Regions from separate parts of the Mus musculus genome. Here regions 1 and 3 are each linked to region 2. A link is a loop called in an ENCODE intact Hi-C map of the cell type or tissue named here. Cell type or tissue: heart. All regions are shown on one strand.

What was found. A loop is a pair of places that touch in the nucleus more often than their neighbours do. Peaks named below come from ENCODE experiments on the same cell type or tissue, not always from the same donor. Only the 100,000 strongest peaks of a DNase experiment are listed, where the experiment ranks them.
Region 1: a loop joins it to region 2, with 2.0 times the contacts of the local background. A loop is called at or near these places in 3 of 42 quality-filtered maps.
Region 3: it touches region 2 in a loop (2.8-fold over the local background); 2 of 42 quality-filtered maps call a loop at or near these places.

Annotation. Positions count from the first base shown.
Region 1 is chr17:56,713,221-56,721,220 of GRCm38, reverse strand. Vmac (vimentin-type intermediate filament associated coiled-coil protein) reads left to right here and starts at 4,300. Exons shown (of 2, transcript NM_178926.3): 1 at 4,300-4,587; 2 at 5,404-7,289. The coding sequence starts at 4,397. The coding sequence ends at 5,737. Ndufa11 (NADH:ubiquinone oxidoreductase subunit A11) reads right to left here and starts at 3,459. Exons shown (of 4, transcript NM_027244.1): 1 at 3,279-3,459; 2 at 94-186. The coding sequence starts at 3,381. In heart, no CTCF peak of the experiment used is centred here; DNase peaks (open chromatin) are centred at 441, 3,490, 4,140, 5,637 and 1 weaker place; H3K4me3 peaks cover 4,096 bases; H3K27ac peaks cover 2,716 bases.
Region 2 is chr17:56,605,693-56,613,692 of GRCm38, reverse strand. It overlaps Safb (scaffold attachment factor B), which reads right to left. Exons shown (of 21, transcript NM_001163300.1): 20 at 7,830-7,896; 21 at 7,399-7,717. The coding sequence ends at 7,588. It overlaps Micos13 (mitochondrial contact site and cristae organizing system subunit 13), which reads left to right and starts at 3,922. Exons shown (of 4, transcript NM_153152.4): 1 at 3,922-4,053; 2 at 4,670-4,847; 3 at 5,001-5,055; 4 at 5,852-6,241. The coding sequence starts at 4,025. The coding sequence ends at 5,949. It overlaps Rpl36 (ribosomal protein L36), which reads right to left and starts at 298. Exons shown (of 4, transcript NM_018730.3): 1 at 245-298; 2 at 13-107. The coding sequence starts at 105. In heart, a CTCF peak has its summit at 3,967; DNase peaks (open chromatin) are centred at 292, 1,682, 3,862, 4,892 and 1 weaker place; H3K4me3 peaks cover 4,008 bases; H3K27ac peaks cover 3,806 bases.
Region 3 is chr17:57,003,599-57,011,598 of GRCm38, reverse strand. It overlaps Gtf2f1 (general transcription factor IIF, polypeptide 1), which reads left to right and starts at 311. Exons shown (of 13, transcript NM_133801.2): 1 at 311-490; 2 at 577-623; 3 at 1,839-1,911; 4 at 3,693-3,886; 5 at 4,443-4,613; 6 at 6,055-6,239; 7 at 6,780-6,933; 8 at 7,027-7,088; 9 at 7,171-7,290; 10 at 7,404-7,477; 11 at 7,546-7,684; 12 at 7,788-7,878; 13 at 7,968-8,000. The coding sequence starts at 479. In heart, CTCF peaks have their summits at 222 and 4,286 (motif pointing right); a DNase peak (open chromatin) is centred at 78; H3K4me3 peaks cover 1,486 bases; H3K27ac peaks cover 1,702 bases.

The sequences.
Region 1 (8,000 bases), 110 kb before region 2:
AGCCAGTCTTGTAGTCAGTGTCCTAGGACCCCACTCAGTGGTTCCAGTCGCCTCTGAATGGCCTGTGTCACTGTGAGCAGGACACTAGCTCACCTGCAGTGAATGTGTACCGGCCGACTCTGGCCACTGCTTCCAGGGTGGAATCTGCGGGGTTGAGTGAGACGCTGTAAGCGGAGCCGATTATGCCTGTGGGAGGGAGGGAGAGAGGGTTGAGGTTGTTGGGATGCCTTTCCAGGATACAGCAGAACTCAAATCCAGGGCCACGGCTGCTAGGCCAGAGCCCAATACCTAAGGCAGAGCCCTGCCCCAGTGGGTTGATGCTGGTCCACGACCCCTGACCCAGACCTCCAGCCATCAATATGCAGCTGCCACAGTGCCTCCTCCAGGCTCATCAAAGGCCATAGTTTCCAAGGGTCTGGGACCTCGGCCTAATCCAGTTTGGCAGCAATGGGTCTCAGGATGCCAATCCTTCCACGTGCCGGCAGCTCGGCCCAGACGTGTCCCTACATCTGGCTGGCTCCATTCCTCCCACGCCAACCCCACTGCCACACCAGTCAGCTTTTCCATCTCCTCCACCCCCTGCCTCTCCAGAGTTTACACCATAGTTTACATAGCAAGCTGGGGCCAAGGTGGGTGCTAAGTCAGGAGCCCAGGCCTTGGTGGGCTGCAGAGCAAGCATCACAATCAGGCCAGACCAGGCATAAGCAGCCCCACACCACTCCATTGTGCAAAGCTCTCTGGGGAAGCTGACACAGGATCCTTGCTACAGGGGCGACAAGACCCACTACTGCCCCTCACCCTCCAGGCTGGATGAATTCTGTTGTTATTCCTTCCATCGGAGTTGAAGTGGCCCAGAAAAGTAGCCCAAGGTGGCCCAGCATAGCTGGTCATGGGGCAGTGGGTCTGGCCCCTCAACTCTTCTCCAGCCTCTGGGGATGTCACACACACCCTTCCTGGTGAGCTCTGGAGCTCTGATTTGAGCACCGAGCACTTACAGATCTTGAGTTTCAGTATCAACACAGACTGAAGACCCTAGCAGGGCCTCAAAGATGAGGCTGGGCACTGGGCTGGAGGCCTTGAAGACATTGTAGCTCCCCAGCCCAGCCATCCCTTTGCCTCAGCATCACTGTGGCTTCTGTGTACACGCACAGGGTGCGAGAAAGCTCACACGGGAACCCAACCTCACTGTTGGAGGTTGCTGAAATGTCTTTCCCAGATGCAGCAGGACTTGAACCCAGGGGCACTGGGATTCTTGATGGGGACTGGTGAGGCCACAGGGACCCTGGGTGACTTTGGTGACCACACCTAACAAGCCAGATGTCATGGGACCCAGAGTGACTGCCCTTCACCATCTAACTGCTCCCTTGTGGTGATTCTCCCATGGCCCAGCCAAACCACAGCCAAGCCTCAGCACCACCTGTAACATGGGACCCTCCAGGAGTACCACCTGCAGCATGGGACCCTCCAGGAGTACCACCTGCAGCATGGGACCCTCCAGGAGCACCACCTGCAGCATGGGACCCTCCAGGAGCACCTCCTGCAACATGGGACCCTCCAAGAGCACCACCTACAGCATGGAGCGCCTCCAGGAGCACCAGCTGCAGCACGGGACCCTCCAGGAGCACCAGCTGCAGCATGGAACCTCCAGGTGCAGCTGCGCCCAGGAGCTATCCATTCCTAACTGCTGTGCCGGCAGGGCAGGAATTCATTCATTCATTCATTCATTCACTCACTGTGTTGCACAAGCCACGTTCATTTATTCATCCATCCTTCCACTGAGGCCCCAAAGACCTCCCTCATTCAATTGTGAGTTCCACCACGCCTCCAAGTTGCTAGATCCTGCTGGGAAGGCAGGGTCACTGCCTTTCTGCAATATCCCCCTTAGGGGAGCCAAGCAGGGAGCTTGGGAACAAAGGAGTTAGGACACAGGGAAGAATTTTCAAAGCTGACATAATTGTCCACTTCCTCCCTCAGTAGCTCTGACATGGCACCTCTGGCAAGGGCCTGCCTACTCTCCACATCTACCCAAGACAGACTCCAGCCAGACACCAAGAGTGCACACAGTCCTCCTCTGGATCAACACCCATGTTCTCTCCATGGCCTCCCTCACAGAGATCTGCCTGCCTTGCCCCCCAAGTTCTGGGCTCAAAGGCATGCACCACCACGACTAGGCTTGTTCTGTCTGTTTTAAAATCCCCCAATCACCTGACCCTACAACACCTGCTTTGTGGGAGCAAAGCCTTGGGTAAACTCATGAATGTGAGGCCTGTGGACACACCAGAAATATATGACTGAATGAGGCCTTGAGGGATAGCATAAGTGAGTGAATGAACTAGGCATGAGGGGGCACCTTAAGAGTCTCAAATGCCAAAGGTAACCCCATGACAGCCTTAAAAGGACATCTGACCTTCCAAACAAGTGTGCCCTATTTGGAATCTTCCAGAATCAGGTCCTCATGATGATGCATACTTTTAATCTGGGAATTCAGGAGGCAGAGGCGGGACACTTTCTTTGAATCCCAAGCCAGCCTGGGTTACATAGGGAGATCATGTCCAAAATAATAGTAAATCATGCTGGAGAGATGGCTCTCTCTCAGTCCTGGAGAAATAGAACAGCCCTTCCACATTACCTGGGTTCAACTCTCAGGCCCCACACGGGCACCTCACAACTGTCTGCAGCTCCAATTCCAGAGAATCGGACACACAAGACATACAGGTAACACACCAATGAGCGTAAGACAAAACTAAATCACTTTAAATCATTTAAAAATAAGAGCAAATTAATAGGTTCCGTGGTGGCGGAAAATAGAAACAAAACAAAACAAAACAAAAATAACAAAAACATCTTCCAGAGGCTAGATTGGGGTGTAGCCCTGTCATCCCAGCACTCGGGCAGCTGAGGCAGGAGGATCATGCAGGCCAGACTGGAGACAGGAGAATCAAGACCTCAAGGCCATCCTCCGCTACACAGAGGGTTTGCAGTCTTGCCAAGGCAACCCTAGAACTTGTCTTCAAAAACTCCGATGACCCGATCACCCCTTAACCCTAAAAACTCCTGACGACGCTGAAATGACCTTCACATTTTCTCCAGCTTTTGCTCCCTGATATTGACCTACGACCTCTGAAGCCCCTAGGCACTGACGAGTCTACGCCCCTCAAAAGTCTCAACCTCTTCCGCCTTTACAGCCATTGCGCCCCGGCGCCCCAGGGACCTCCGCGCGCCCTCTGACCTTTGCTTCCAGACCTCCGCCCTCCGCCCGCCCACCGGCCCGCGCTCACCGCAAATGCCGCCTAAGGCCGTGGTGATGTAGGTCTTGCGATGACACTGGGTGCCGTCGGGGACCTCATGGTAAGATTCAAAGAACCGCTTCACCATCGCCATACCTAGCTGGGCTTGCTCGGCCGACCCTAAAGCGTCTGGGCGAACTCAAGGGTAGCCGGCTAGGTCAACTCTCGCGAGGTTTCCAGCGCGCAACTTTATTGAACGCCTTGGACGCAGACAAGGCGTGCGCGCATGCGCGCAGTGCAGGTTTGTACCGAGGTCTTATTAATCCCGTAGCAAGATCTGTGTCGTGCTCGGTCCACAAGTGAATCTGGACAGAGACGCCCGTGACGTCAGGAAAGGTAAACTGAGGCCATGAAGAAAAACGCCTCCAGCCCTAGCGAAGACGAGGTTTCTAGTACGGAGAATGTTGATAGTGCATCCAAGGATGGGATTGACAGGTCGCAGGACAGCCATTACACTGTCAGGCAGGTCAGCGATCGAAACTAACAGAAGGTAGGACAATCGCAGGGCAGATATTACAGCGCGAGGCTAGTGATACCCTAGTTAGCCGGAGCTGCACGGACGCGGCGGGACACAGCGCAAAAGCGGTTGGCTCGTCAGGGATCCGGACTGTGTAGGGGTGTGGTTTCATGCCCATCTCAATCAGGACCGCGTGTAACTATTTGGGGGCGTGGCCAGGCTGGGGGCAAGGGGACCAATCGTGAGGATTTAGCGTGAGGATTATAATTGACGGAGACCAGGCCCACTCTGCTTTGGTTTTAAGTCCTCGCTGCACTCGCAGGCACAGCCACACTCAGGAGCTGGTCCTGAAAGGGACGTGAACATTGGCTACGGGGCGTGGCCGCACTTAGTCCTGCCCCTGGTAGAAACGTGGCCAATAGTGAGAGCCCAAGAGGAAGCACACGCCTTCCTCCGGGGGGCGTGTCTTTCTTGACGTCACTTCGAAGTTGGGCGGGGCCTCTTGAGAAGGTTTAAATTAATGCAGCGGCAGCCTGGCAGCTGCATGTGAGGGAGGGGGTGGGGGGTGGGGGTCGGGCTCAGGGGCGGGGCTTCTTGCGTTGTGGGCGTGACCCGACAGGGCGGGGTGGGGCCTGCACGGCAGCCGGGGGCCATGTCTGCGCCGCCACCTCTGCAGATCCGGGAGGCGAACGCGCACCTGGCCGCCGTGCACCGACGCGCAGCGGAGCTGGAGAGGCGGCTGCTGGCGGCTGAGCGCACGATTGGTGCGCAGGCCGAGCGCCTGGCCTGCCACGACCAGCACCTGCGCGCCGCCCTGGATGAGCTGGGTCGCGCCAAGGACCGGTGAGGCCCTGGAGGAGGCCCGGCGGACATCCCAAAGGAGGCGGGTGGAAAGGGCTGGGAACCGAGAGCAAAAATTTCCGGAGCACTAAATGCCCGGCATCACAGCACTAGGAGGGCTGAGACTGGAGGATCAGGAGTTCGGGCCATCCTCGACTACATGGGGACTTTAGAGTATAGCCTGGGTTACTTGAGAGCATTTCAAACTGTTAAAATGAAGCCAGCTGTCCCACCCACAAGGCCGAGTCTGCCGGTAGGTGCAAGAGTATTGTGTCTGATGATCGAAGGAAGCTGCTGGGTAGGGGCCCACATCGGTAGACAAAGGCACAGAACACCCCTATATAGAATAGTCAGATCTGTGACAACCATTTGTGACCATGCGGAAGTCCTACCGAAGGACACACAAAACTGGCACTGTTTTGTTTTTTGAGAGAAGGCTGGCCTTAAAGGCACTATGTAGCTTTCAACCCCTGATCCTTCTGCCTCCATCTCTCGAGTGCTGGGATGACAGAGCGCCAGGCCTGCTGTGGGGCTGAGGGTGCTTTACCAATGACATCAATGGCTCTGTGTATAAAGACACTCGCCACTAAGAATGACAAAGAATTTGATCCCATGGGGCAGGAGGAGCGAACCAACTCTTGAAAATTGTACCTTGACTTCCACATGTTTGCTGTCACATGTGTGCGCCTATGCACATAAACAAGCACACAAAGAAGTAGTGCAGGAGGAGACATAGGGAGTCTCAGAGGATTCTGGAGCAGGTAGATGCCCCCACCCCCACCCCCTGTAGGTAACTACCTTATTTGGTCCTCTTACCAGGGAGATATCTGCCCTCCAAGAGCAGCTGCTGAGCTCTGAGGCCACAGTTCGCAGCCTGCAGGCCGCAGTGGACCAGAGGGACCAGATGATCCAGCAGCTACAGCCTCGGGCTGACCTGCTGCAGGACATCACTCGCCACCGACCACCCCTGGCCGCACTGTTGGCCACCCTGGAGGAGGCAGAGGAACTGGGCCCCTTGCCGGCCAGCCACAGCCATAGGGCCCAGCTACTTCCTGATGGGCCTGGCCCACCCCTGGGCAACAACATGGGAAAGGAGGAGGGCCAGGACGACCAGGACGACCAGCAGCCTGCTGTGTTTGGGACCACGGTGTGAGCTGTCCTGACAGATCTCAGAATCTGTGGTCACGGCCCCATGGGGATTCCACTCTTAGAGTCCTGGACATCACCTAGAGGGGTCTTGAGACATTACCCGGATCCCATCTAAACATCACAACAAGTGAAAACTCAAGATCTCATTTAAACCCCCCCCCCCCCCCCAGTGCTGGAGTATCTGCTACATTCCACTGGTTTTAAATAGTTTCAAAAACAAATGAAGGTAAGGGTGGTAACTCTGGGAGGAGCATTCTCCACCAGGCATACACAAAGCCCAAGCCAGACAGGCACCCCAGCATCAGTGAGATGGTGGGGACTGACCCTGAAACCTCGGTGTTTCCTGTTTGGGACAGGGTCCCAGGTAGCCAGGCTTGCTGTCTCAGGAGTGTGGCATGGATCCCTGCTAGGCTGACAGGCTCCCACTACAGGCCCTGCCTGTGGGGAGTTTGTCTTTTTGCTTGAGATGGGGTCTCTCTCTATAACCCAGGCTTCCCTTGAATCCTCCTTCCAAGTACTTGGAATCTAGATGTGAGCCACCGTGCCCTGCTGATGGGAGCACTCCCTACCTTTCTTTCTACTCACTCTTGTGCCTCCTGAACCATCCTTAATGCCAAGACAAATCATTAATCTTGGATCTCTCTCCCATAGCTCTACCCTTCTAGGAAGAACAAGTGGGTTGAGACACCACAACCCAGAGTGCCTCAATGTCTTTCCCTGATTCCACACTCAGTTCCTTGACACTCAGGTCTCTCTCAAATGCCCCCTTCTGGAGGGGCCTTCCAACCAGCATCTCTGAAGTCATTCCTGCCAGCTGGTCACTGCCCTGTACTGTGATTGTTTGGTCTAGTTTTTCTGAAGCTTAGTCTTATGTAGCTCAGGCTGGCCTCTAAAATTTTTATGTAGCTCAAGCTGGATTTAAACTTTTGATCCTCCTGCTTCAGCATCTCCAGTGCTAGTATGACAGGCTTTGTGCAAACACCCACAGCCCCATCCTGGGACCACCTTTTCAGTGGGAAGGCAGTGGCTATGAAGCAGGGAATTTTGTCTTCTGTCTCCATCAGTGCCTAGCACAGCCCGGGAGGCCCTGCCTTAGCCAGGAGCCTTCTGGATACCTGATAAGCCCTTTCCTGGTTTCCAGGGACAATGATGTTTTTGTAGCAAGACGCCTTTTTGATACCCTAAGAGAATCTATTTTTTAAATCCTGGTTTCTGTGCTGCCTAGAGCCTATGATGGTGAGGGTGCATTGCCCTTGTTAGAGCAGTGAGAGGAAGGGGCCCCACAAGCCCTTGCACCCAGAGGTGGTGTCTGTTGAATTCCATGACCTGTGCGCTCAGGGAAATTGTCCTTGAGCAGCCACCAAGATAGAAGGTAGGGGGTGTTCGAAACAGAAGGGCCTCCAGCCATCCAGTCTACCCAGAGTCTGACATGGACCCTCAGTGTGGGAGACAGAGGCCCATTTTTTCTTGGGGATGGAGGAAAGAAGGGAGCTATCTGTATAGAAGGCAGACTAGGGCCTGTCTGCACCAGAATAAATTGGCTATTTCTCAACCTGGACTCTACCTTTTTTCCTGTTGTGGGGTAGCACGCTGCTAGGCCTTATACATACTTTACAGCGGAGGGGGCTGGAGTTAGCCAGCTGTCCTGCAGCTTCCATGTTCAAGTTATTCCCAGAGACAATTGAAACTCAGCCCGAAGAAGTGAAGGAAAACTACTTCTCTGCACAACTGAGGCCACTTGCAATTCAGGGGACAAGAGGAATATCGAAACTCATATTACCCAGGCTTTCTAGCCCTCACTAGGGGATTGTAGGTGGAACTCCACGCCCTGACCACACCCCCAGCCCCTCACTGGGGTATGTATCTTGGGTGGGGTCTGTAATGCTAAGCTATCCCTAGCCTTGCATCTTACTGCTAAGACTTGCAATAGCTTGGGCTGTATCTTAGAGCTTGCCAAGGGCTGAGACCATGAAAGGATTCACTGCAGCAACTGTAAGAGTTAATTATGTTTTACATTATAGAAAAGCAATAGTGCCTTGGGTGTGGCGTAACGACATTTGCCTGGCATGCTAAGGCTCTGGGTTCCATTGCCAGCACCAAAATCTGAAAACAATGAGAATTTTCTGCTACTTGCCAATGTTTGGAGCCTAGCAGGCCATCATCTATTTGGGTAGCAAAATGTCACTTCAGCTTCTCATTAACTGAATCATGATGCTGGTTGGCTTGCAACCCCATAATTTTTCTTTCAACATTGAGACAGTTTCACA
Region 2 (8,000 bases):
CCCAGCACTCACCCCGCGTCGCCGGCTGTGTCTCGGCTTACTGACGTTTTTCGTCACCTTGTGGCCCTTGTTGAGGCCCACGGCCATGGGGTAGCGCAGAGCCATGGCTGTGGGCAGCGGGGACAAGACAGCGGCTGAGACACGGTACCTCGGCCCGCGCCCGCCCGCATGCCGGCCCGCAGGGACTCCCCATGGGGCCGGGATGCCCGATGGGGGCAGATGAGCCCCGACGAGGCCCACTTACCTGATGCTCTCCGATGGCGGCCGGGACAGGAAGAACGGCACCGCGCAGAATCCTGGGATATATGCCACTTGCAGGCCTTTCCGGCTAGAGAGACAGGCGCGCTGCGGGCGACCTCTGGTGGCCGGAGGTTCTACGGCACCCGTGAGACCTCGGCTTGGGAATCATCCCTTAGGTTAGGAGTTGGAATGCTGCCTCACACTGTTGTTAGCTGTTGAAGTAATTTAATCTCTGACAATAAAAGTGCTTTTGAGGGGAATGGGCTCTGTAGAGATGTCTCAGAGGTTAAGAGCCCTGTCTGCTCTTCCAGAGGTCCTGATTTCAATTCTCAGTTAACCACATGGTGGCTAATAACCATCTATAATGAGATCTGGTGCCCTCATTTTGCCTGATGGTACACATGCAGGGAGACCGCTGTATACATAATAACTAATTAAATAAACAAATCTTTTTAAAAATGACTTTAAAGAGTGCTTTTAAAATTTTTTGTTTGTGTCGGGCGTGGTGGCGCACACCTTTAATCCAGCACTTGGGAGGCAGAGGCAGGCGAATTTCTGAGTTCGAGGCCAGCCTGGTCTACAGAGTGAGTTCCAGGACAGCCAGGGCTACACAGAGAAACCCTGTCTCGAAAGAGAGAGAGCATGTGCCACTACAAACTTGCAGAGGTCAGAAGTCAGTTTACAGAACTCCGTTTGCCTTCGTCATGGAGGGTTCCGGATCCAACAGATCAATAGATCTGTCACAACAGTCACAACAAATCTGTCCGGATCAATAGACTGATCCTTATGAACTGTTTCGTTGAAGGAGTTTCGCGTCCCCTGGAGGCCTTGGGGTAGAGAGGGCTGCAAATTATCTAGAATCACAGGCTGTGCCCCCTCACTCCTCTCCTTCCTCACTTTTTTTCTGTGAGCTATGGTCTCGTGCAGCCCAGGCTGTCCTGATAATGACAGGCGTGTAACACCCAAGTGCTCCAGCAGCTGAGCTGTACTTGAGCCTCCTCCTCTCCTGCCTCAGCTTCCCACACTCCACGCTCTGTCAGCCTGAGGAATTCCAACAGTAGAGAACATAAGAGAATCCAACTCTCATTACGAAGCAGGGCATGGATGTACCAGGATGCAGTACTCTGGAGGGAGCAGAGGGCAAAACTCGTCAGCAGCACAAGTACTTGGATAAGAGTGGGAGGGGCCAACCCAGATAGGCGGGGCCTGTGGGTAGCATCACCCTGGGATGGAGCTAAGGCCCTCGTGGGGATCCTCAGCCTGCGTGCCAAGAGGGTCCACTCTGGTACCCTAGGGTGGCTGTGCTGATGATCAGGCCTGAGAAGAGTCCAAAGAAGGTAGGAATAGGTCCTAGAACACAGGAGGGAGAGGAAACTTGAGCAGGAGCCGGGGCGAGGCAAAGCTGGGCAGGGGCGGAGCTTAAGACAGAAAGAGGGAATGGAGGAGAGGGGGCGGAGCCAATCTGGGCAGGGGCGGGGTCTTTTACGCAAGAGGGAGGGGAAATGAGCAGGACCTGCTGTCCAAACCAAGGTGGGGGTGGGGTGGGGTGGTAGAACACAGCAGGGGCTGGACTTGAATGCAGGAGGGAGGCTAAACTTGAGTGGGAGCTGAGGGCAGAGACCAAGAAGGGCAAGGGCGGGGCCTAGTATCCAAGAGGCAAGCCTCTGGCCCATGGGGAGTAGGTATTTCTTGATGCCCAGGGCGCCATCCTCCAATGTCCCCCTATATTTGCAGGTACACAGAGTATTTTGCTGTATCTCTATCACTGCAGTTTCTGTTAACAAGCACACACTGAAAGGTATATTCCTGTTGACATTTAGCCAGGGAAGAAACAGCCTCAGGTCTGGAACAAGTTATAAGGAAGTTGGATGAAGAAAGTGCTCTCAAGTTCTCCCATTCTTCCCTCCCACTCACACTCACTTCCTACCCCCATCCCAGCCCTGCACCCACACACAGGGAGGCTCGCCTTCCGTGTGTGAGCCTTAGTGGGACATAATGAAGATGTCCTGCTGCCAACATCCTTCCTTCTTCCTCAGACCACTCACTCTGGTCATTCTGGGAGTGGGGGGAAAACAAAGCCCTGGGCCCCTTAAAGGGTCCTCCAGGAGCCAGTCCAAACTGCCCAGTCTGCTCAGCTTTGTCCCAGGTCCTGGGCCTGTGCACTGGCTGAGTTCTTGCTTGGACGCTCTTCCCTAAAACTTACTTCTTTCAAATCTTAGGTCCAAAGATACACTGTCTAAGCGCTACTGGCAATGCCACATGCTACCTTGCCATGTTCTAGGCTCCTCTCACCCATTCTTAGTCATGAGGGTTGGTTTATTTTAGTTCTGGGTGAAAAGGAGAAAATGTCACCATAGACACTGGACATGTCTGTAAAAGCAGGAATGAGGAGGCCCAGGCAGGAGAATTCAGCTTTGGTCCATATGAGTTCCAGACCAATCACGTACAAAGAATAAGACCCCGTCTAAAAAAGAAAAAAACCCACAAAGCTGGGTGATGGTGGAACACACTTTAATACCAACACTTAAGAGGCAGATGCAGGCAGAGCTGTGAGTTCGAGGCCAGCCTGGGCCACAAAGTGAGTTCCAGGACAGCCAGGACTGTTAGACAAACCTTGCCTCAAAACAAGCAAGCAAACAATAACCAACCAAAGGCAAACCAAACCAAACCCAACACAAAAATAAGTAATAAAGAAATAAAGTTGTGTGTGGGGGGGGTCTTGTGTATGGTTGAATCGGAATGACCCCTACAGTTTCATGTATTTGAATGCTTGGTCCCCATTTGGTAGAACTGTTTGGCAAGGATTAGGAGATAAGTTTTCTTGGGGCAGGGGTGACAGTGGTGTGGACTTTAAGGTTTCAAAAGCCCACACAATACCCTGTAGTCTCTTTCAGCTTATGAGCCACAATGTAAGCTCTCAGCTGCTGCTCCAGCGCCATCCCGGTTTGCCTGCTGTCATGCTCCGCGTTACGATGGTCATGGTCCTCTGAAACTGGAAGCAGAAAACTTTTCCTTCTATTGAGTTGCCTTGGCCATGGTGCTTTGTCAGGACAACTGAGAAGTAATTAGGACAATAGGTCTCCATAGACAATTACAAGGCATCCATGCATCCATGGTGCACATCTGCTCAAGCTCACCTTGCAACCGAACAGGGATCTACATGATGTCCACTTGGCCGCTAACCCCTCCTGCGGCACTTCGCACCCCAGTGTGGCTCCTTGTACTCCGGACCACCCACCGCCAACCCGTTCTCACATGACCCCAAGACTTCTACCCGGCAGGGATCCTCCAGCGCCTTGGCCTTGGCAAGTCAACAACCTTGGCAAGCGTCCATCTCACAGGCCATCTGTAGCCTCTCCAAGCTTCCTAGGTTAGAGCCACACCCCTAACCGCTCACGTGAACCAAAGGCCTGCTTCTCTGGAACAATCCAGCCCTCGCGTTGCCGTGGTAACCATCACTTAGGCTTGCTTCACCTGGGGGACACTCAATTCTCCGCGCGGGCGCGGGGAATCCGACCAGTGTCTTCCGAGGGCTCGTCTCTGTCGTGCCTCCAGACTACATTTCCCAGGAGCCTTCGCGGCCTAGCCCTTCTTTGGTCTTCCGCCTAACTAATACATTTCCCAGAAAGAATTGCGGCAGCCACGGACCTCGACCTACAAGAGTCTAACTCCATTGCGGCTGACAGCGACCACTACATTTCCCAGGAGTCTCAGCAGCGACACCAACCGGAAGCGGCGGGCGAATTACTTGTCCTTGCGCGGCGAGTGAAGCGAGAGACTAACCATGGTGGCTCGAGTGTGGTCGCTAATGAGGTGCGTGGACAATCGTGGAGGCCCTGAGAAAGTTCGGGGCTGTAGGCATCTCTGCCTCGTGGCTTAGGGTCCTGCGACGGCTCACTTCCGGTTGTTACGGACCTTTCTCACGGTCTGTGTAGGGAAACTGGCTTCAGCCAGCCCTTATCACCCTACTGCTTCAATTTACTCTTAGGTGCAATTCAGATGCGTAGGCAATCCTGCCCATCTCCCTCCGTAGCTGACTTGAGTAACTTGCGGGGAAGCTCCGCCAGACACCCTGGAAGGTTTTGTACCAGGGATCTTGAGTGTCCATTATCCTTTGCAGGGTTTCGAATGACCCACCCTGTCTCTCTTTAAGACTCCGTTTACTGCTAAAAGTCGTGTCACAAAGGCAAATGAAATGATCAACTGGCCGGGAGTGGTGGCACACGCCTTTAATCCCAGCACTTAGGAGGCAGAGGCAGTCGGATTTCTGAGTTCGAGGCCAGCCAGGTCTACAGAGTGAGTTCCAGGACAGCCAGGGCTACACAGAAACCCTGTCTCGAAAAACAAAACAACAACAACAAAAAATGATCAACTGTCTGATCTCTGAGATCCTGCCCCCCACAGCGTCTCCCTTCATGTATTCCTGAAGGTTCCTCATTAAGGGAAGTGTGGCTGGAGGAGCAGTCTACCTTGTTTATGACCAGGAGCTGCTGGGGCCTAGTGACAAGAGTGAGGCTGCCCTGCGGAAGGCCGAGGAGGTTGTGCCACCAGCAATGTACCAGTTCAGCCAATATGTGTGCCAGCAGACAGGTCTGGAGATGCCACAGGTACCTTGGCTGGGAGTGGGTGGCCTACAGGTTGCTTCTGGGTGTCCTTGGGGCCTCCTCCACCCCTGCTTGGTGGAGTTTTGTGTTTCTGGGTTTGGGAGACAAGGCTGTGACCTGTTTCCCGTGTCAGCCCGTGTTCCTCTTTCTTCCCAGCTCCCAACCCCTCCAAAGATTAAATTTCCAAACTTCCGTGATTCCTGGAACTCAGGTAGGCCCCTATGCCCCTGCTTGGGGGGATGCCTGGGCACCCCAGCCTCTCTCCCAGCCCTGTTTACCTCATTGACCCTTTCTACTCCTCCATGTTTTCCTGTTTGTGTGCCTGTATATCACCTATGGAACTAAGTAGAAAGGACTGGGTATGGTGGCCCATGATTGTGACTTTAGTATTTGGGAGGCCGAGGCAGGAAAATTGTAGTTTCAAGGCCAGCTTGATCTATAGCCAGGACTACACAGGGACATCCTTTCTCAAAAATAGGAAAAACAAAATACTTAAAAAAACCCTAAGGGGTTGGGGTTGTAGATCAGTGGTAAAGATCTTTCCTAGCATGCATAAAGCTCTGGGTCCTGTCGTCAGCACCCCATAAATCAGGCATGGTGTTTGTAGGTCTGTCATCTCAGCACTCAGTGCAGGCAAGAGAATGAAGGATTTCAGGGTCATCTTTGACTACATAGGGAATTCCAGGCCATATGGGATATATGAGACCTTGTCTCCACAAAGAAAAGCTGGATATTGTTATACACACCTATAATCTCAGCACTGGGAAGAGCTGAGGCAGAAGGACTGAGAGTTTGAGGATAACCTTGGAATATATTAGTGAGATGAAACCTTTTAAAACAGAGCATAGGGAAGGGGTTGTGGTTTAGATCCACACTGGAACTTGTCCATCAGGAAAGGCTAGTCCCATTCCTCCTCCATGTACTGCTCTTGCACTCCCCAGGGGTTGGCTGGCTGAGTGGCTCTGGCAAGGTGGGGACCTTATGGCACCTGTGTGCTGTCTCTGCAGGCATCATCTCAGTCATGTCAGCCTTGTCGGTGGCCCCCTCCAAGGCCCGAGAATACTCCAAGGAGGGCTGGGAGTACCTCAAGGAACACAGCAAGTAATGGATGCCACCTGCCCCAGCATTATGGGGGTCAAGACCAGGATGGCAGAGACATCCCAGTGGGGACCTCACTCTGAGGGCAGCTTCCAGCATTGCTGGCCCAATAAAGGACTTGGGAATGGTCCCCAGCCGGTTTTCTGGTGGGGGGGGGATGTAGAGCCTTTGCTTTATGGGCAGAGTCCTGGCTAACAGGGATCTCTATGTTCCAGATGTAATGTTTGGAGCCCAGAAAGATTTTAGTTTTAGTTTTTTGTTTTAACTTTTAAAAATTTTGTGTGATAAAAACCATGACCAGAAGTAGCTTGGATAGGAAAGGGTTTATTTCAGCTTGTTACTCTCAGGTCATTCTCCATCACTAAGGGAAGTTAGGGCAGGAATCTGGAGGCAGGACTGAAGTAGAGGCCATGGAAAATTAGTTTATAGGCTTGTTCTCCATGGTTTGCTCAGCCTGCTTTCTAATAACACCCAGGACCACCTACCCATAGTCATCAATCAAGAAAGTGTCCCACAGTCCAATCTGACGGAGGCATTTTCTTAACTTAGTGCTTGTGTGGGTGTGCTTGTATATACACACTGGCACTGTCTGTTGTGAGCTCTCCATCATGGGTGCTAGGATCTGAACTAGCCATGGAACCATTCTTCCAGCCTGTACAATGGAGTAGGTACTGTGGTGCGGGGAGCCTGGACTTGGGGCCCTTAATAGGGGCTTCACTTGCAGTGGACCAGTTCTTTTTGACAGCCCCATTGCCCAAACTAGTCACAGCCACTCAGGACTCCCAGCCTTGCCCCCTGAAGGTCCCTTTTCCTAGGGACCCTGCCCCAGCATTCCTGTCCCATGCTGCACCAGCTGTCTGAGTCCTGAAAGTCTCTATTAGTATATCAGAAGTCTGTGACTGGCAGCCATGCCCAGAAGGGGCTGGAGTCATGGAGAACAGTGGCCAAGGTGTGAGGACTCCAGGCCTAGCCTCTGCCACATGGAGTTCTGCAGATTGTTATGTGACCACATCCAACAGGATATAAGCCACTTTAGGAAACAGCCCATTACTCTTAACGGTGTTCCCAGAGGCTGGGTGGCTGGATGGACACAGGACTGTCAGGCTCACCCTGGTCTGTGAAGGCATATAGCATTGAGCTTATGGGATCACACTAAGTCCAGAAAAGCTGGTGACATGTCTTAAAACTAAAACCAGGGGCTACCTCTGCCTGTGACCCAGAGTCCTATGTAGGCCCTGCACTTCTGCCCTATACTTGTCTGTGGCCCCCTCCAGGACCACTCTCAGCAATTCGAACCTCAATACCAGTAGCAGGTATGCTATGTCAGACACAGTAAGGAGCATAGCTGGCCCCAAGCCTGAGCTCACTTGTGTCACACAGAATTGAATAGGCATCACCTCTGGCTGATGGTAGAGTGCCACTTTCCTCATGGAAATGAGAGGTTGAAAGTCTGAAGTAAAGGGCACTTAAACAGAAACACCTTTATTACAAAAACAAAACAAAACAAAACACGAACAAAAATGAAAACAAATTCACATCGTAACAAGCTACAATATGGCAGCAGATAAAAAAAAAATTCCTTTGTACAATGGTGGGAGGGAAGTCCTGATAGGACTTGAAGGTCACGGTTGGGTGGCTTAGGTGCTCAATAGCGGCGGGTGAAGCGGGCATCACTGGGTCTGCTTCCCCGGCTCTGTCCTCCAAAGCCTGCCTGCATCCCTCCACGTGGGATCACATGGCCACGAGAAGCTCCTCCTGGGGCAAAACTGCCTCGCCTAAGGAGAAGCAGAGGACTGTTAGGTCCTGAGGTCAAAACTTAGTCAGTGGTCCCCAATCAACCACTGCAGAGCAAAACTGCCTCTGCTTGGTTGGCAGTGTGGCACTCACCCTGACATGCCACCACGGTTCATCATGTGACCAGGCCCCGAGTGGCCAGACATGCTCCTCTCACCACCTGCAAGACAAAACACAAGTCCAAGTGGGCAGTTTGGCAAGTATGGAGTCAACAATCTCCACTGGCTTCAGCCAGCTCCACTTCATCACAGCCTTGATCCCCGC
Region 3 (8,000 bases), 400 kb before region 2:
GTTGCCATGGCAACTCGGCCTCCGTTCCCGCTTCTTGGACACATTTACGCTTGCGCAAGAGGATCGAGTTCGCGTCTACCAGGAGACTCCATTTCCACCCTACCCAGGATGCTCCGCGGTGCCTGCGTCGTGACGTCACGACGGGCGTGTCTACACGTGACTTTTCCGTGGTATATAAACAGAGAACGCCGCCAAAAGGTGGCTTTCTCTCCGAAGCTGGTGATCTAGAGTAGTTACAGCGGCTGCGCTCTTCTCGGTGTGGCAGCTCAACTTCCGGGTCAGGCTCTAACGCATGCGCAGAGAGTTAGGTCTCTTTTTCTCGTCTTCCAGCATTCTCCGAGACTTAAGGATTTGGAAATCCAAAGCACAGCATCACACTAACGTGACAACCAGGAAAGGTGCCTTCCCTTTCCTGGAGCCGAGGGACACAACGAAGTTCATCCCGTCAGGCCGACCGGGAGCAGCTTGAGCAACGGCCATGGCGGCTCTAGTGAGTATGAATGAGGTGGGGACAGAGGTGTCGCAGAACAGACCCCGCGCCCTCTCCTCGCCTTACAGACCCCTGCTCTCTTGCAGGGCTCCAGCAGCCAGAATGTCACCGAGTACGTCGTCCGAGTCCCCAAGTAAGTCCCCGTCCACCCACACTCCAGAACCTCGGCCCTGTGTTCCCCTGCCACCCCGTCCAAGACACAGTAACAGTTACCCCTTGGTAGTTAATGTCAGGGGTCGGTGACTTTGCCCTGAGTCAGACGGGTCAGGTCAGACATGGTGACTGCCTTTAATCTCAGCACTTGGGAAGCAGATGTAAGAGAATTTCTGTGAGTTCGCAGCCAGCCAGGTCTGTATAGTGAGTTCCAGGACAGCCAGGGCTACATAGTCGGGTCCTGTCCCAAAATAAAAGAAAACCCCAAACTGGTCACAGGTGGTATACATCCTGTTTTTTTGTGCCAAGTGCCATGTCCCTCAACTTCTAACTTTATTTTAGGTGGGTACATGCTAGGCAAGTACTCCACCACCGAGCCACACCCAGCCCCCTCTTAAGTTTTGTTTATTTTGAAGACAAGAGTCTTACTGTGTAGTTCAGATGGTTTGATCAGGCTGGCTTTGAACCCACTCAGATCCATTAAGACCCTTGCCTGCCTGCCCTTCTTTCTACATAGGGGTCCTCCGCACTTTTGGTTCCTTTTTTCTTTTTTTCTCTTTTGGTTTTTCGAGACAGGGTTTCTCTGTGTAGCCCTGGCTGTCCTGGAACTCACCTTGTAGACCAGGCTGGCCTCGAACTCAGAAATCCACCTGCCTCTGCCTCCCAAGTGCTGGGATTAAAGGCATGTGCCAACTCTGCCTGGTGGTCCCTTTGTTTCTTGAAGATTTAATTTATTATCTATGTGTATGAATGTTCTCTCTTGTCTCTCCTCTCTCACTCTCGCTCTTGCTCTCGCTCTCACTCTTTCTGTATGTGATGCTGTAAGAGAGCCTAGTGTCTGTGGATCTTTATCTGATGGGGTTGGGTTGGATGAGATGGATCTTGATTCTTTAAAACAAAACAAAACAAAACCCCTGAAAAACTAGAGCGTGGTTCTCAACTTGCAGGTTGCCTAAGACCATCGGAAAACACAGATATTTACATGACCATTTATAGCTTACAGTTGTGAACTAAACAAAAATAATTTTATGATTGGGTCACCGCAGCATGAGGAGATGTATTAGAGGGTCAGAGCTTTAGAACCATTGCTCTGGAGTCTTTTATGAGTTCCCAGAATTACCTACAACCAAGGGTGTAAAGCATAGATTTGTTGAATGAATAATCAATAGATTGAATAGTTTCTTGCCCATTCCAGGAACACAGCCAAAAGATACAACATAATGGCTTTTAATGCAGCCGATAAAGTCAACTTTGCTACCTGGAACCAGGTAAGTGGGTGATTCTGGGTGGCTGGGGCAGGGACCTAACCCTGGGCTGGTGACTATGTATAGTAATAACTTTACTGAAACGATGGTGCCCACACCTGTGGCTCCAGCAGATTTGTGATTCCAGCCATTTGGTGGCTGAGGCAGAAAGACTGAGTGTTTTAGACCAGCTTGTGCTACATAAATCCTAGCTCCAAAGAAAAGAAGTGCAAAGCAAAGCAAAGCATGTCAGAGGATGTGGTTCAGTCAGTAGAGCACGAATCTAGCATATATGAGGCCAAGCTGGATCCCCAGCGCCATGTATACTAGCCATGGTGGCACACGCCTGTCATCCCAGCACGGGAAGGGGGTAGGACCTCAAACTGAAGATGATCCTTGCCTGCACAGTAAAGCCCACGATACATATAGACGGTGTCTTTTTTTTTTTTTTTAATGGTTTTTCAAGACGGGGTTTCTCTGTGTAGCCCTGGCTGTCCTGAAACTCACTTTGTAGATCAGGCTGGCCTCCAACTCAGAAATCCACCTGCCTCTGCCTCCCAAGTGTTGGGATTAAAGGTGTGCGCCACCACTTGCCAGCCACAGACCATGTCTTAAAAAAGTAAAGTAGTGGGTAGCAAGATAACTCAGTGAGCAAAGAGGTGGCTCCAAGTGTGTCCTTGGATCTCATACAGGCAATGTCATGTACAACCTCCACAAAAAGAAATACACTTTAAAAGTTTGGGGTTTTTGTTTTTAAGAAAAAGCCAGCTGGCCGTAGTGGCACATACCTTTACTGCCAGTTCGAAAGCAGCAGAGTCAGTGGATCTCAGACTTCAAGGCCAGCCTGGTCTGCATGGTGAATTTCACTGTAGTGAGACCCTGTCTCAAAAGGATAAAATGATTCCACAAGATGGGTATAGCCAGAGATACTACTATCCCAGCACCAGGGAGGTAGAGGCAGGAGGATCATAAGTTTGAAGCCAGCCTGGGCTACATAACAGGACTTTCTAGATAATACTAAGAATAAAAAAAAAATGTTAAAGGCCAAAGTTTTAAACTATCCACTCTTTTGGGTGCCATGTTAAAATGTCACTATCTTCATATTGTTGAGGTTGCTCCTGGGCCTTCCTCAGGTGGTCACTATACATCTTTAGTCTCTGTACTCCATGATCTCATGAACCAGTCTGCTTTACTGTTATTGTAGTAAGTCCCACATTCCCTGTGACCAGAGTATTCTGTGTGTGTGATGTTTGTATGCATGTGGGCACGCTGTGCCTGTCAAGGCCAGAGTTGACATCAGGTGTCTTCCATAGTCACTCTACACCATATTTCGATGACATCTGTTGGGCCACTGGTATGTGGGGGATACAGAGTTTGGAGATCAGAGAAGACTTCAGGAGTCACTTCTCACCTTTTGCAGTGTGGGTCCCAGGGCTTGACCTCAAGCCTCGGGCTTGACAGCAAGTACCGTCCCATAGCCTTTCTACGTTGTGTTTTGAGTCAGGGTATCTAACTGAACCTGGGGCTTGCTGACCTGTGAGTTCCAGAGCCCCTCCTGTCTGCACCTCTCTCATGGGGTCTCAGATGCCATGCCCAACTTTGTCTGTGGGTCCTGGGGATCTGAATTCCTGATCCTTGTGCTTGTAAGCCTGCTACCTTACCCAGTGAACCAGTTCCACAGCCCTCTCCCTGGGCAGAGGCAACAGGTGCTCACATCCCTGGCCTTCATGCCACATGGGGAGTCTGCTGGGAGCACATGAAGCCTGGCACAGGGAGACAGAAGAGTATTCCTGCTTCTCCTTCAGGCACGGCTGGAGCGAGATCTGAGCAACAAGAAGATTTACCAGGAAGAAGAGATGCCAGAGTCCGGTGCAGGCAGTGAATTCAACCGCAAGCTTAGGGAGGAGGCGCGCCGGAAGAAGTATGGCATTGTCCTAAAGGAGTTTCGGCCTGAGGACCAGCCTTGGCTACTCCGTGTCAATGGCAAATCAGGACGGAAGTAAGTGATGCTAATGGTGGGAGGGGCCAGCCTGTGTCCCTCCCACATGCATACTTTGGAGGCATCTTCTTTGAGTCTGTAGCCAACAGGATGGTGGTCCCAGTACCACCTCCTTGATAAAGTTTAATCTTGGAGGTAAATCAACTAGATACTGTTGGTCTGGCTCAGCAGCCTGAGTGTGGCCTGGAGATAGGGCCCTGACCCCATGGGCGAGGATACTCCATTGCAAAGAAGGTGGAGTCTGATGGAGCCAGTGACGAGAGTGCTCTATGCATAGTTATTCAGTGAACCAATAGCTGGAGCCTACACAGTGTAAGGCCCTCAGTAGCCATGGGGGATTATAGGCTGGGAGCAGGATACACAGTGCAACATGGCCCAGAATCTGGTAGCAGATGGTGGCCACAAGGTGGCAGGGTGATGTTTGTGCTAGGGAGATGGTAGCACATGCCCTTCTGTCCTAATCATTCCTAGAAGAGCCCAAATGGGAACTGTAGAGAGGGTGGAAGGAGTGCAGGTGGGGTGGGTGGGACCGTGACCTAACCTAGGCTCTCCACAGGTTCAAAGGCATTAAGAAAGGCGGGGTAACAGAGAACACAGCCTACTACATCTTCACACAGTGTGCTGATGGTGCCTTTGAGGCTTTCCCTGTACAGAACTGGTACAATTTCACACCACTGGCCCGACACCGCACACTCACTGCTGAGGAAGCCGAGGAGGAATGGGAGAGGTGAGCCAAAGGTGGTTGTTACAGCTGTGTACGCCCTCAGAGCAAGGCTGCCTGGAGTACTGCTTAGTACTTGCTTGGGCAGACCTCTCTTGCTTGAGTCTTGCCTGGGAGCTGAGTGAAGGCTGGTACCACAGATATGCACAGCCTGGGGGTCCAGGGAGGGGCCTCCTAATGGCAACTTCCTCAGTTCTAGCCTGGGAGGTAGAGACAAAGGCGGGTGCAGGGAGGCTGGGATTGAGAAACTGGGGATGTATAGCATGAGATACCTTGTACACCTGCTGAGGATGGGACCTGTGGGCCCAGAAAGGGCTTCAGGAATGCATGTGGTTTGTGGGGTTGCTCTGTGCTTGCCTACAAGTCTGGACCAGTTCTCAAGGGGCCGGGACTGCAATGTCAAAAGCAGCTCCTCCTCCCACTATGCGTAGTCTTCTTCCGGGCATGCATAGGTGTGGTTCATGGACGGCTCCTTGTCCAGTGAGACCCTGCCCCTTCTCTAAGTAATCCTTGAGATAAATTAACAGTGGGGGGTGTGGGTGGGGGTAGTGTATGCACACATTACCACACAGATGGCAGAAGCAACAAGGACCAGGCATTCAGGTCCATCTTCTGTATTAAGTTTGAAGCCAGCTGTGGTTATATGAGATTTGGTTTCAAAACACCCCAAAACTTGACAGACACAGTAGTACACACCCTTAATCTCAGCACTTTGGTGCACAGGCAACAGGATCTCTGAGTTTGAGGGGTGGTTTATATTCCAAGTTACAGACCAGCTAAGATCACACAATGAGATCCTGTTTTAAAAGGAATTTTAACTGGGCCAAGCCTGGTGGTGCACACCTTTACCCCAGCACTCTAGGATGCAGTGGCATGAGAATCTCTGTGAGTTCAAGGCCAGCCTGGTTTTCATAGTGAGTTCCAAGACAGCTAGGACAATAGAGAGAGATCCTGTTTCACCAAGAAAACAAAACCAAAAACCAAAAACAACCGAACAACCCACCACCTCCAAAGCCATAAAATGTTATTTAGCTAACCAATATAATGGCTGGATATGCCTGGAACAGACCCTGAGTTTGGAGGAGCTAAGATTTGGGGTCTCCAGGGGGCTTAGGTGCACATGGGCCTGAGTCCATCTCAGGGCTCACCCTATATTGTTTCAAGATTTGGGGGTTTGAAATGGCCCAGGCTGTATGCCCTGCCTCTTTCTCTTTCTGTTGCATGTGGTGTGGCTCAGGCTAACTACCCTGCCTTAGCCTCCTTTACAGTGTTTGTGCCTTAATGAGGTTATCCTGTCATGCCCATTTGTCCTGTAAAGAAGGGATGCCCATTTGAGTGTATCGGTCATTATCTTCTACCATCCTCTTTGCCCAAGGAGCTCTTTGCAGTCCCCTACTCCCCACCATCCTCTGCTACACAAAGTACATAGTCACTTGTTCCCATGCAGGAGGAACAAGGTCCTAAACCACTTCAGCATCATGCAGCAGCGGCGGCTCAAGGACCAGGACCAGGATGAAGATGAGGAGGAGAAGGAGAAGCGCAGTCGCAAGAAGCCTAGTGAGCTGCGCATTCATGACCTGGAGGATGACCTGGAAATGTCCTCCGATGCCAGCGATGCCAGTGGTGAAGAGGGTAAGTGGGGACCCAGAGGTCTTAGTTCAGAGACCAGGTGAGTTACCACCACCTGGGAAGCAGCAATGTGTCCCTGTAGAGCTGCCTGCTCAGATACTATTTTTTTGTTTTGTTTTTCGAGACAGGGTTTCTCTGTGTAGCCCTGGCTGTCCTGGAACTCACTTTGTAGACCAGGCTGTCCTCGAACTCAGAAATCCACCTGCCTCTGCCTCTCAAGTGCTGGGATTAAAGGCCTGCGCTACCACTGCCTGGCTCAGATACTTTTTATAAAGGCTTTAGATGCTATGTGACCTGTGTCTTTCCTGTCACTGCTTGAGTACAGTGATGCATGTGGCATCAGCTGTCAGGATTTCCTGGCTAGATGGAATTGCTGCTCATGGGTATAGCCCCTGCCTAGAATCCCCAGTGAGAGCGGCTGGGGGCGTGGCTTGGGTGGAGCCCCTGCTTAGAGTCCCCAGTGAGAGCGGCTGGAGCCCCTGCCCAGCAGAGAGCAGAGATCTGTGCTCATCCAGTCTGAGCTCCTGTGTCTTCCTCTCACAGGCAGCAGAACCTCCAAGGCTAAGAAAAAGGCCCCTGTGACCAAGGCAGGCAGGAAGAAGAAAAAGAAGAAGGGCTCAGATGATGAGGCTTTTGAGGACAGCGATGATGGGGACTTCGAGGGCCAGGAGGTAGACTACATGTCTGATGGCTCCAGGTAAGGCACAGGCAAGGCAGAGATGAGGCAGGGGCAAGGCAGGCCAGGCCTGTGGCCGCCCAACTTTACGGCTTGCCTTTCTCTGCCCTATAGCAGCTCTCCAGATGAGACAGAAGGCAAGCCCAAAGTGCCCCAGCAGGAGGATGGCCCAAAGGGTAGGTGCCAGTTAGGGACCAACCAGTGGGTGGGAGTGCGCTCAGAAGTTGCCACTGCTCACCCATGTGACCTGTGTCCCAGGGGTGGATGAGCAGAGCGAGAGCAGTGAGGAGAGTGAGGAGGAGAAGCCCCCCGAGGAGGACAAGGAGGAGGAAGAAGAGAAGAAGGCCCCTACCCCACAAGAGAAGAAGCGCAGGAAAGGTGGGCGATGATGGCCAGTATACTCCTGGTCCTTTGGCCCTCCCTGCTCATGGGTGCTGATGGGTAGGCTCTGTCTGGGGTCTCTGCTTATGGTCCTTATCTGCCCTGTGCAGACAGCAGTGATGACTCAGACAGCTCAGAAGAGAGCGACATTGACAGTGAGACCTCCTCTGCACTCTTCATGGCGGTAAGTCAGAGCTGGGGGCTTGAGTAGGGCCAGTCTGAGCCTTCACACTCATACCCTAATCTCTGCAGAAGAAGAAGACACCCCCAAAGAGGGAGCGGAAGCCATCGGGGGGGAGTTCAAAGGGCACCAGTCGGCCAGGGACTCCCAGTGCAGAAGCAGCAAGCACCTCTTCTACCCTGCGGGCTGCAGCCAGCAAGCTGGAGCAGGGTGAGTGCCCAGAAAAGCCTGTCACTGGAGAAAGAGCTGCTGGCAGCCACCTGTTGTCCCCGATCTGGGCCCTGCCTGGACGTGACATTACTCTCTCCACCAGGGAAGCGGACGAGTGAGACTCCAGCAGCCAAGCGTCTTCGGATGGACACGGGTCCCCAGAGCCTGTCTGGGAAGTCCACACCCAGCAGCGGGTACGTTCAGACAGGAGCAGGACCATAGGTGGGATTGGGCTAAAGGGACTCTTGTATGACTCCAGCCTCCCTCCCTTCCCCTCCCACAGTGATGTCCAGGTGACAGAGGACGCTGTGCGCCG